Linked DNA regions of Homo sapiens: region 2 is linked to region 1. Evidence: read pairs that join two places in POLR2A ChIA-PET (ENCODE). Cell type or tissue: B cell. All regions are shown on one strand. Each heading gives the region's core, and the rest is flanking DNA. Links, peaks and the distances in the headings are about the cores only. Region 1 holds the start of ACBD3-AS1 (ACBD3 antisense RNA 1). Region 2 has its middle 35 kb from the start of ENAH.

What was found. ChIA-PET counts read pairs that join two places held together with the same protein. Peaks named below come from ENCODE experiments on the same cell type or tissue, not always from the same donor. Only the 100,000 strongest peaks of a DNase experiment are listed, where the experiment ranks them.
Region 2: POLR2A ChIA-PET joins it to region 1 with 5 read pairs; 1 of 35 experiments calls an interaction of 5 or more read pairs at or near these places.

What each region holds. Positions count from the first base shown.
Region 1 is chr1:226,147,795-226,152,193 of GRCh38, reverse strand. All of the region lies in intron 7 of ACBD3 (acyl-CoA binding domain containing 3), which reads left to right. It overlaps ACBD3-AS1 (ACBD3 antisense RNA 1), which reads right to left and starts at 4,191. Exons shown (of 2, transcript NR_146443.1): 1 at 4,126-4,191. In B cell, for the core only: no CTCF peak of the experiment used is centred there; a DNase peak (open chromatin) is centred at 2,243; H3K27ac peaks cover 1,326 bases.
Region 2 is chr1:225,685,974-225,690,372 of GRCh38, reverse strand. No RefSeq gene overlaps it. Among named protein-coding and RNA genes, the nearest start is that of ENAH, 35 kb to the right of the region's middle. In B cell, for the core only: no CTCF peak of the experiment used is centred there; a DNase peak (open chromatin) is centred at 1,832.

The DNA of each region.
Region 1 (4,399 bases), core at 86-4,085:
GCTGAAAATGTTATGAGGCCAGGCTCCTGTAGGGGACTGGGGCCTAAACCTGAATTTTTCTGAATGCCAGGAAAATCTATTTGGCAATTTGCTATTTTACTCCTTTCTGAATACTATTTTACTTCTAACCGTGTGTGTTGAAAAGCCAAATATGCAAGATTACTTCAAAAAAAATTTTTTTTTTTTTGAGACAGAGTCTCACTCTGTCACCCAGGCTGGAGTGCAGTGGCATGATCTCTGCTCACAGTAGTCTCGGCCTCTTAGGTTCAAGCGATTCTCCTGCCTCAGCCTCCTGAGTAGCTGGGATTACAGGCACGCACCACTGTGCCCGGCTAATTTTTTGTATTTTTAGTAGAGACGAGGTTTCACCATGTTGGTCAGGCTGGTCTCGAACTCCTGACCTTGTGATCCACCCGCCTCGGCCTCCCAAAGTGCTGGGATTACAGGCGTGAGCCACAGCACCCGACCCACTTTGAAAAATTTTAAAGGAGCAAGTAAGAATTCCTGTCAACCCTGGCATTTATTTAAATTTATATTGTTGATATTAGCATTTTAGGTCATTATTCTAAAATTTTTTATGTAAATACAGAAACTCACCAGAATAGTCCACTTAAAAAAATTTCAATTATTTTTCCATTTGGAAATCCCTATTTTGCTAGAGTGGAATTTTTTTACTTCCTCTGAATAAGTAGACAAAATTGGGTGTTTTAAAGGACAGTCTAAAATATCTTGGTCTAAGAAATAGGTTATAAATGTATTGCTTTTTGAGAAGAGGGTCTCTTTATTTTTGTTACCCAGGAAAGTTAGAATGTAGGGTTTGTTTATATACACTTAATAAGCACTTAATTTATTTGTTGACTTGATTGAAAGTGATATGGAATGCATGCCCTGTGAGAATGGAAAAGCACCATGTCTCAGTTCTTCCAGACTAACTGACCTTTCAGGTGGCTTGTAAACAGACTGCTTGTTCTTGAAGAGGGTTGGCAATGTTGCTTTACAGATTACAGTGGGATAAAGTTAAAAAGATATTATTGAAAGTACATGGAATAAGCCTGAAAGTTCTATCAACTTGTGAAGTACAGAGTTGTCCAATCATATTACCATACCATGCAACACCCTGGGGCCTCTGGGGCTATCTACAGAAACATACACTGCAGGTGTGCCATACATTTCTTGAAATTAAGTTTAATATTCAATTTAACAGTTAATATTTAATGCTAATCAAAAGATAATCCAAAGATAATTCCGTATCATTATCTACATGAACCATCAGAGTATCCCAGAAATTTCAGTACATCTTGCAGATTGACTTTTACCCCAGAAGCAGATTTAAAATCCTTCATTATACCACAGGTCCAGATTCTAGCTGGTAAATATGGAAGCATGAGCTGCTTTGTCTTACACGGCATTTTGTTTTCATCAGTCTTTATTCCTGAGTACCACCAGCAAGGCAAAGCATTGCTCATAAATAATACTGACTGAGACAGAAAGAAAAAATGTAAGATTGAAAAAGCCTGGGCCGGACGCGGTGGCTCACGCCTGTAATCCCAACACTTTGGGAGGCCGAGGTGGGTGGATCACAAGGTCAGGAGTTCGAGACCAGTCTGGCCAACATGGTGAAGCCCTGTCTCTACTAAAAATATAAAAATTAGCCGAGCGTGGTGGTGGGTGCCTGTAATCCCAGCTACTCGGGAGGCTGAGGCAGGAGAATCACTTGAACCTGGGAGGCAGAGGTTGCAGTGAGCCGAGATCACACCACTGCACTCCAGCCTGGGCAACAGAGCGAGACTCCGTCTCAAAAATAAAAAAAAGAAAAAGCCTGTCTGGGCATGGTATCTCATGACTGTAATCTCAGCTTTTGGGGAGGCCAAGTAAGGAAGATCTCTTGAGGCCAGAAGTTTAAGACCAGTCTGGGCAACCCGTTTTGTAGAGTGACACCACATCTCGACAAAAAAAATTTTTTTTTAGTTAGGTGGGTGTGGTGGCATGTACCTGTAGTCCCAGGTACATGGGAGGCTGAGGCAAGAGGATTGCTTGAGTCCAGGAATTCGAGGCTGTAGTGAGCTATATGATCACACCACTGCATTCCAGCCCGAGCGACAGAGCTAGGCCCTCCCTCTAAAAAAAAAAAAAAAAAATTAAAAAAAATAAAAAGCAGTTAGAGAGCAGGACTGTAGCAGATTAGCCAGGGGGCACTACTGTTTTCTCATGTGACCTTCAACAACATCAGAACCTGTTCTGTCCTTTCTGTTGCATCACAGGGACTCATTAAAGTCAGACTGTCTGCAGATGTCTGGGAAGGAAAGTTTTTTGTATGCATACAAATTACTGTACTTACAAAGAGCTTTGTGAGGCCAGGCACGGTGGCCCCTGCCTGTAATCTCAGCACTTTGGGAGGCCAAAGCGGATGGATTGCTAGAGCTCAGGAGTTCAAGACCAGCCTGGGCAACATGATGAAACCCTGTCTCTACCAAAAATACAAAAAACTAGCTGGGTGTGATGGTGTGCACCTGTAGTCCCAGCTACTTGGGAGGCTGAGGTGGGAAAATTGCTTGAGCCCAGGAGGTAGAGGTTGCAGTGAGCTGAGATCAAGTCACTTCACTCCAGCCTGGGCCACAGAGCCAGACCCCATCTCAAAAAAAAAAAAAAAAAAAAAAAAAAAAAGATGGCTGGGCGCAGTGGCTGACACCTGTAATCCCAGCACTTTGGGAGCCTGAGGTGGGTGAATCACCTGAGGTCAGGAGTTCAAGACCAGCCTGGCCAACATGGTGAAACCCCATCTCTACTAAAAGTACAAAAATTAGCCAGGCATGGTGGCACATGCCTGTAATCCCAGCTACTTGGGAGACTGAGGCAGGAGAATCGCTTGAACCCGGGAGGTGGAGATTGCAGTGAGCTGAGATCGTGCCATTGCACTCCAGCCTGGGCGACAGAGCCAGACTCCGTCTCAAAAAAAAAAAAAAATGAAAGAGCTTTGTGAATAAGAATTCTCTGTTCAGAAGTTGGTTGAGGTAATGTATTTCTCCTGGCTTGCCTATTAGAGAGCTTCTAAAAGGTGGTTACTGCCTAGTCTGAACCCTCAGCTGATGATAGTTTTGGGGTTATATTGGTGTTGGGAAGATCACTAGTGAAAATGGCAGGGGTTCATTTCTAGAGGTAAGAACCTTAATATCCTTGATCTTAGTTCTAATATGTCCCTCAAATGAAAGATGGCATTCCCTGTACTTGTACCATTCCTAATCATAAAATGATTTGCAGCTAAAACATTTTAGCCTCACAGCAGTGAAGCTTTATCATTCCTAAGAATTGTTCATTACATGAGCGTCACTTCATCCCATTTAAAGATTTAGCTCACAAATTGTATTTGTCCATATGCCTTAGAAGCTACTGTCCTACCGTGTCTTGTATTTCATATGGTAGAAGAGTCTGAGTTTTTTGGGTTTTGGTTTGGTTTTTCTTCCTTAGGTCTTGAAAGGTAGACAGAGGAGTTTGCTTTCTCTGAAGAAGCATGGATGGTAACACATCCTCCTGTTTTAATTCTCCATTTTCTTCATTGTTTACAGGTCCTAAACCTTGGCTTAAATTCATAAAAGATGCCTTTTCATCTATCCCAGTAATCTTTAGTTTTATAGATTTAAAACAAAATTTGAGTCTTGAATCAATGGACCAGTCTATTTCTTGGATGTCAACAATAGTGTACATTTTGGATGGTTCTGTATTTCTCATTTGCATGTGAAACATGCTTAATTATAGGTATTTCTGTGGTTAAGTAAATCTGGTTTTGACCTACCTTTATAAGAGTGCCATCTGCTTTTTTAAAATAAACTTTTAATTTTAGAATAGTTTTAGATTTACAGAAAAGTTACAAAGATAGCACAAAGAGTACCCATATACCCTGCACCAAGTTCCCTCTGTTGTTAGCATCTTACATTGTACTGTGGTGCACTCATCACAGCTAATGAAACAATATTGATACATTGATTCATTAATTAACTAAAGTCCATATTTATTCAGATGTTTTTAGTTTTTACCTAATGTTCCAAGATCCTTTCCAGGATGCCACATTATAGTCAGTCATCATATCTCCTTAATCTGCTATAGACGGTGAGAATTTCTCAAACTTACCTTGTTTTAAATTCCTGATAGTGGCCATTGACAAGCATCACTCAGTGTGTTGCCAGAATTCACTCTGCCATGTTATAAACCTGAAAATCCATGCCTGTAGTCCCAGTCTCTTAAACAAACAAACAAACAAAAACAACAACCATAAACCCGAAAGTCTTGTCTTCTGTGCTGAATACTCCCTTGACCTCTTTGAGCTGGTTTGTATTAAATATGTTAAACTGTGACTTCGAAGCTGGTTCATAATTTTCTCATTCCTGTAGGTTTCTAGAGGCAT
Region 2 (4,399 bases), core at 271-4,270, 460 kb after region 1:
AGAGCAGTGCTCTAGGGAAGAAATTCCAGAAGGATTGTAAAATGTGATCAAACATTTTGTCATGGTTGAAACAGAGAGGGCCCAAGGCTCTGGCCACCCACACATCCTCCTTGCTTTCATTGTCTTGGTATCTTAGGGAATGACACTGAGGGGCTGGATGTCAACTCAAAAGTTTTCCTCCAGAAGAGTTGGGTTCCAAGGAACCCAATTTTAGATATGGGAAGTAGAGCCCAATGCTACCACCAAGGATGATTCATCAAAGCAAAACTAGGGCCACCTATGAACACGATGATGATGAAATCATGCTCCAGATCATACCAGTGTCAGATATGAGCTGTACTCCTAATCTGGGTCATAATTATTACAGAGGCTTGTGTGTCACTTGATTTTTATTTTTATGATATTGGATTGGCTTTATATTATGATTGATTTAGTTAATAACACAAACCCCAATTATAACATGGTTACCCTGGAAAAATATCATCTACTTTGTGAAGCGGTTGCATGGAATGCACTGCTACCAAAAGCACTGGTGGGAAAAGGCCCACCCTGGCCCAGAGACAGCCACAGGACAGCACTGCAGGGACCTGGACAAAAGGCATGAACAGGGGCTCCCTGGTCAGAGCATGGCTACCACCAGCACCCAGTGACCAGCATTTTTCTCTCTACTTATAGTGAAATATGCAGGAAGAATGAGGTGTGTGAACCAAAAGACCCAGAATTGCAGCTCAAGATTAAATTATGAATGACATTAAAAGGAGCTCCAGAGCATTCAGGAGCCCATAATCCCAGTGCCAGACGGGCAAAGGAGTAAGATACTCAGTTGAGGTCAAAGAGAAATGAGGCAGGAAATGGGGAGCAGGGCCGCTGTTCATATTGAAGCAGCATCAATGAAGAATGGTTGACACTCTCCTTGCTACTGTCTTCAGCAGCTGTTGTAGCCTCAAAAAAGAAAAAAAAAAGTACCAGGCCTAGCTAAGAGAGGGGAGTATTCCCGACACAGGTTGATTCCTGACAAGAGGAAATACAAGGCTAAAACAAAAAATGGGGCCACAGTTTTCCTCCTATACCCGGTCAGACCAAATCAAGTTTCTTGACTCTTAATCCCTCCCCAAAGGAATAATCTTCCAATTTATGCCTGAATTACATACACAAAATGCCATAGAATGTGATGCAAATTCTCCAACAGGTGCCTTGTAAAAATTCCAACAGAGCCAGGCACGGTGGCTCATGCCTGTAATCCCAGCACTTTGAAAGGCTGAGGTGGGTGGATCACTTGAGGTCAGAAGATCGAGACCAGCCTGGCCAACATGGTGAAACCCCGTCTCTACTAAAAAGACAAAAACTAGTCGGTTGTGGTGGTGGGTGTCTGTAATCCCAGGTACTCGGGAGGCTGAGGCAGGAGAATCGCTTGAACCCAGGAGGCAGAGGTTGCAGTAAGCCAAGATTGTGCCATTGCACCCCAGCCTGGGCAACAGAATGAGACTCCGTCTAAAAAAAAAAAAAAAAAAAAATCCAATAGAAAAAGTGAGCAAAAAACATGAATAGGTATTTCACAAAGTGTGTGAATAGATCCAAAACATATTCAAGCTGACTGGGCATAGTGGCTCACACCTGTAATCTCAGCGCTTTGAGAGGTCAAGACCAGAGGGTTGCTTGAGGCCAGGAGTTTGACTCCAGCCGAAAAACATAGCAAGACCTTGTCTGTATAAAAAAAATTTTAAAAATAGCCAGGTGTGGTGGCATGTACTTGTAGTCCCAGCTACTGGGGAAGCTGAGGTAGGAGGATCTTTTGGGCTCAGGAAGTCAAGACTGCAGTGAGCTGAGAAGGAAGTCAAGGCTGAGTGAGCCACTGCACTCCAGCTGGGTGACAGAGTGAGACCCTGTTTCAAACAGGGGAAAAGAAAAAAAAGTTCTGCCAGCTAATTATTCCTCAGGTAATTGCAAATGCAGATGCAGCGAGATATTCTTTTACATCTACCAGATTAGCAAAAATTAAGAATGCTGATGATACCAAGTGTGGGAGAGGATGTGAAACTACAGGAATTATTTCACATTCCTAATGAGCATGTAAATTTTTATAAACAGTTTGGTATAAACAATGTGTCATTTTGTTGTAAAGGCAAACATGCATATAACCAGGACCTAGCAGTTTCACTCCTGGGTATAGTATTCTAGATCTGGGTGTTTTCAAACATCTACAATTTGGTGGTACAACCTTTTTTTTCTCTTCAGAGACAGGGTCTTGCTCTATCACCCAGACTGGAGTGCAGTGGTGCAATCATAGCTCACTGCAGCTTCCAACTCCTGGGCTCAAGCAATCCTCCTACCTCAGCCTCCTGAGTAGCTGGAACTACAGGCACACACCATTAAGCCAAGCCTAGCTAACTTTTTTTTATTTTTGTGGAGATGGGGTTTCACTGTGTTGCCCAGGCTGGTCTTTTTTTTTTTTTGAGACGGAGTCTCGCTGGGTCGCCCAGGCTGGAGTGCAGTGGCACGATCTTGGCCCACTGCAAGCTCCGCCTCCTGCATTCACGCCATTCTCCTGCCTCAGCCTCCCGAGTAGCTGGGACTACAGGTGCCCACCACCACACCCGGCTAATTTTTTGTATTTTTTAGTAGAGACGGGGTTTCACTGTGTTAGCCAGGATGGTCTCGATGGTCTCAATCTCCTGACCTCGTGATCCCCCCGCCTTGGCCTCCCAAAGTGCTGGGATTACAGGCGTGAGCCACCGCGCCCAGCCCAGGCTGGTCTTGAACTTCTGGCCTCAAGTGATACTCCTGCCTTGGCCTCCTGAAGCACTAGGATTATAGATGTGAACTGCTGCTTCTGGCCTCAACCAACTTTTTTTTTTTTAAACAAACAAAATAAAATTCAGTAGAGTGGAAAAACTTAGTATAGTAAGAGTAAGTTTTACCAGCCTGGGCAACATGGTGAAACCTTGTCTCTACAAAAAATACAAAAATTAGCTGGGCATGGTGGTGCATGCTTGTAGTTCCAGCTTCTTGGGAGGCTGAGATGGGAGGATCACGTAAGCCTGGGAGGTGGAGGCTGCTGTGAGCCTTGTGATTGTACCACTGCACTCCAACTTGAGTGCTGGAGTGAAAAAAAAGAAAAAAGAGTAAGTTTTGTTTCATAAATTGTTGGTTTCACATATGTGTGCACCATGTGTGTACAGTTGTGATGTAAAGTATTTATGGTACCTGTAAAATATGTGTGTATAAAACATATTACAGTTTTTTAAAGTTTGGAAACCAATGCCCTGTAGTGTAACTCTTTGACATACATACCTGGAGAAATGTAGAATGTTCATAATTCACAAGAGCAAAAAACTGCAGACAACTCAAATGCCCATTGCCAGGAATATGGATAAGTAAATTGTGGAGCATTAACACAATTGTCTATTACACAACAATGAAAAGGAATGAACTATATTGCTACATGCAGCAATGTGAGTGAATCCCAGAAACACAATATTGAGAGAAAAGAGCTGGTCACAGAAGACTAAAATAGTATGTTATTTTTATAAAACCCCCAACCAGCAAAACTAAACAAAACAACATATGCCATATGTGGCAAAACTTTTTTTTTTTTTTTTTTTTGAGATGGAGTTTCACTCTTGTTGCCCAGGCTGGAGTGCAATGGTGTGGTCTTGGCTCACTGCAACCTCTGCCTCCCAGGTACAAGCGATTCTCCTGCCTCAGCCTCCTGAGTCGCTGGAATTACAGGCACCTGCCACCACGCCCGGCTAATTGTTTGTATTTTTAGTAGTGATGGGGTTTCACCATGTTGGCCAGGCTGGCTTCGAACTCCTGACCTCAGGTGATCCGCCCGCCTTAGCCTTCCAAAGTGCTGGGATTACGGGCATGAGCCACTGTGCCCAGTCAACTTTTTTTATACCACATTTACTCCAAAAAATGTACAACTATGATATATCGATTAAAAAAGATAAAAGTTTTTAAAGGCAAAGAAGTCACAAATTTAGGAGAATGATTACCCCTGGAGGAAAGAAGACAGTTACTGGTAATGTTCTGATTCTTAAGTTGTTGAAAGTGGTTTTCCCATATGTTTATTCTATTATTAGTTTATAATTTACAGATAGATTTCATATGTATATATACATGTATGTAATACTTAAATCTATTTGATATTACATAAAACTAAAATTGATATAACCATGAAAACATCTAATGCACTGGCTCAAAAAACATCTGATTACAGTAAGCAAATATATTTCTTTCCCTCAAAATAGAGATTTCCATCAAAATCAACAAAAATGAACTAAAAAGGAGAGGAAGAAAAAGAACAGCCTGTCTAGGCTGTCGTCACTGGTTTTTTTTAAAGCATTGACTACATGGATCAGTACTTACTGTCATAGTTGGTAAATGAATCAGGCAA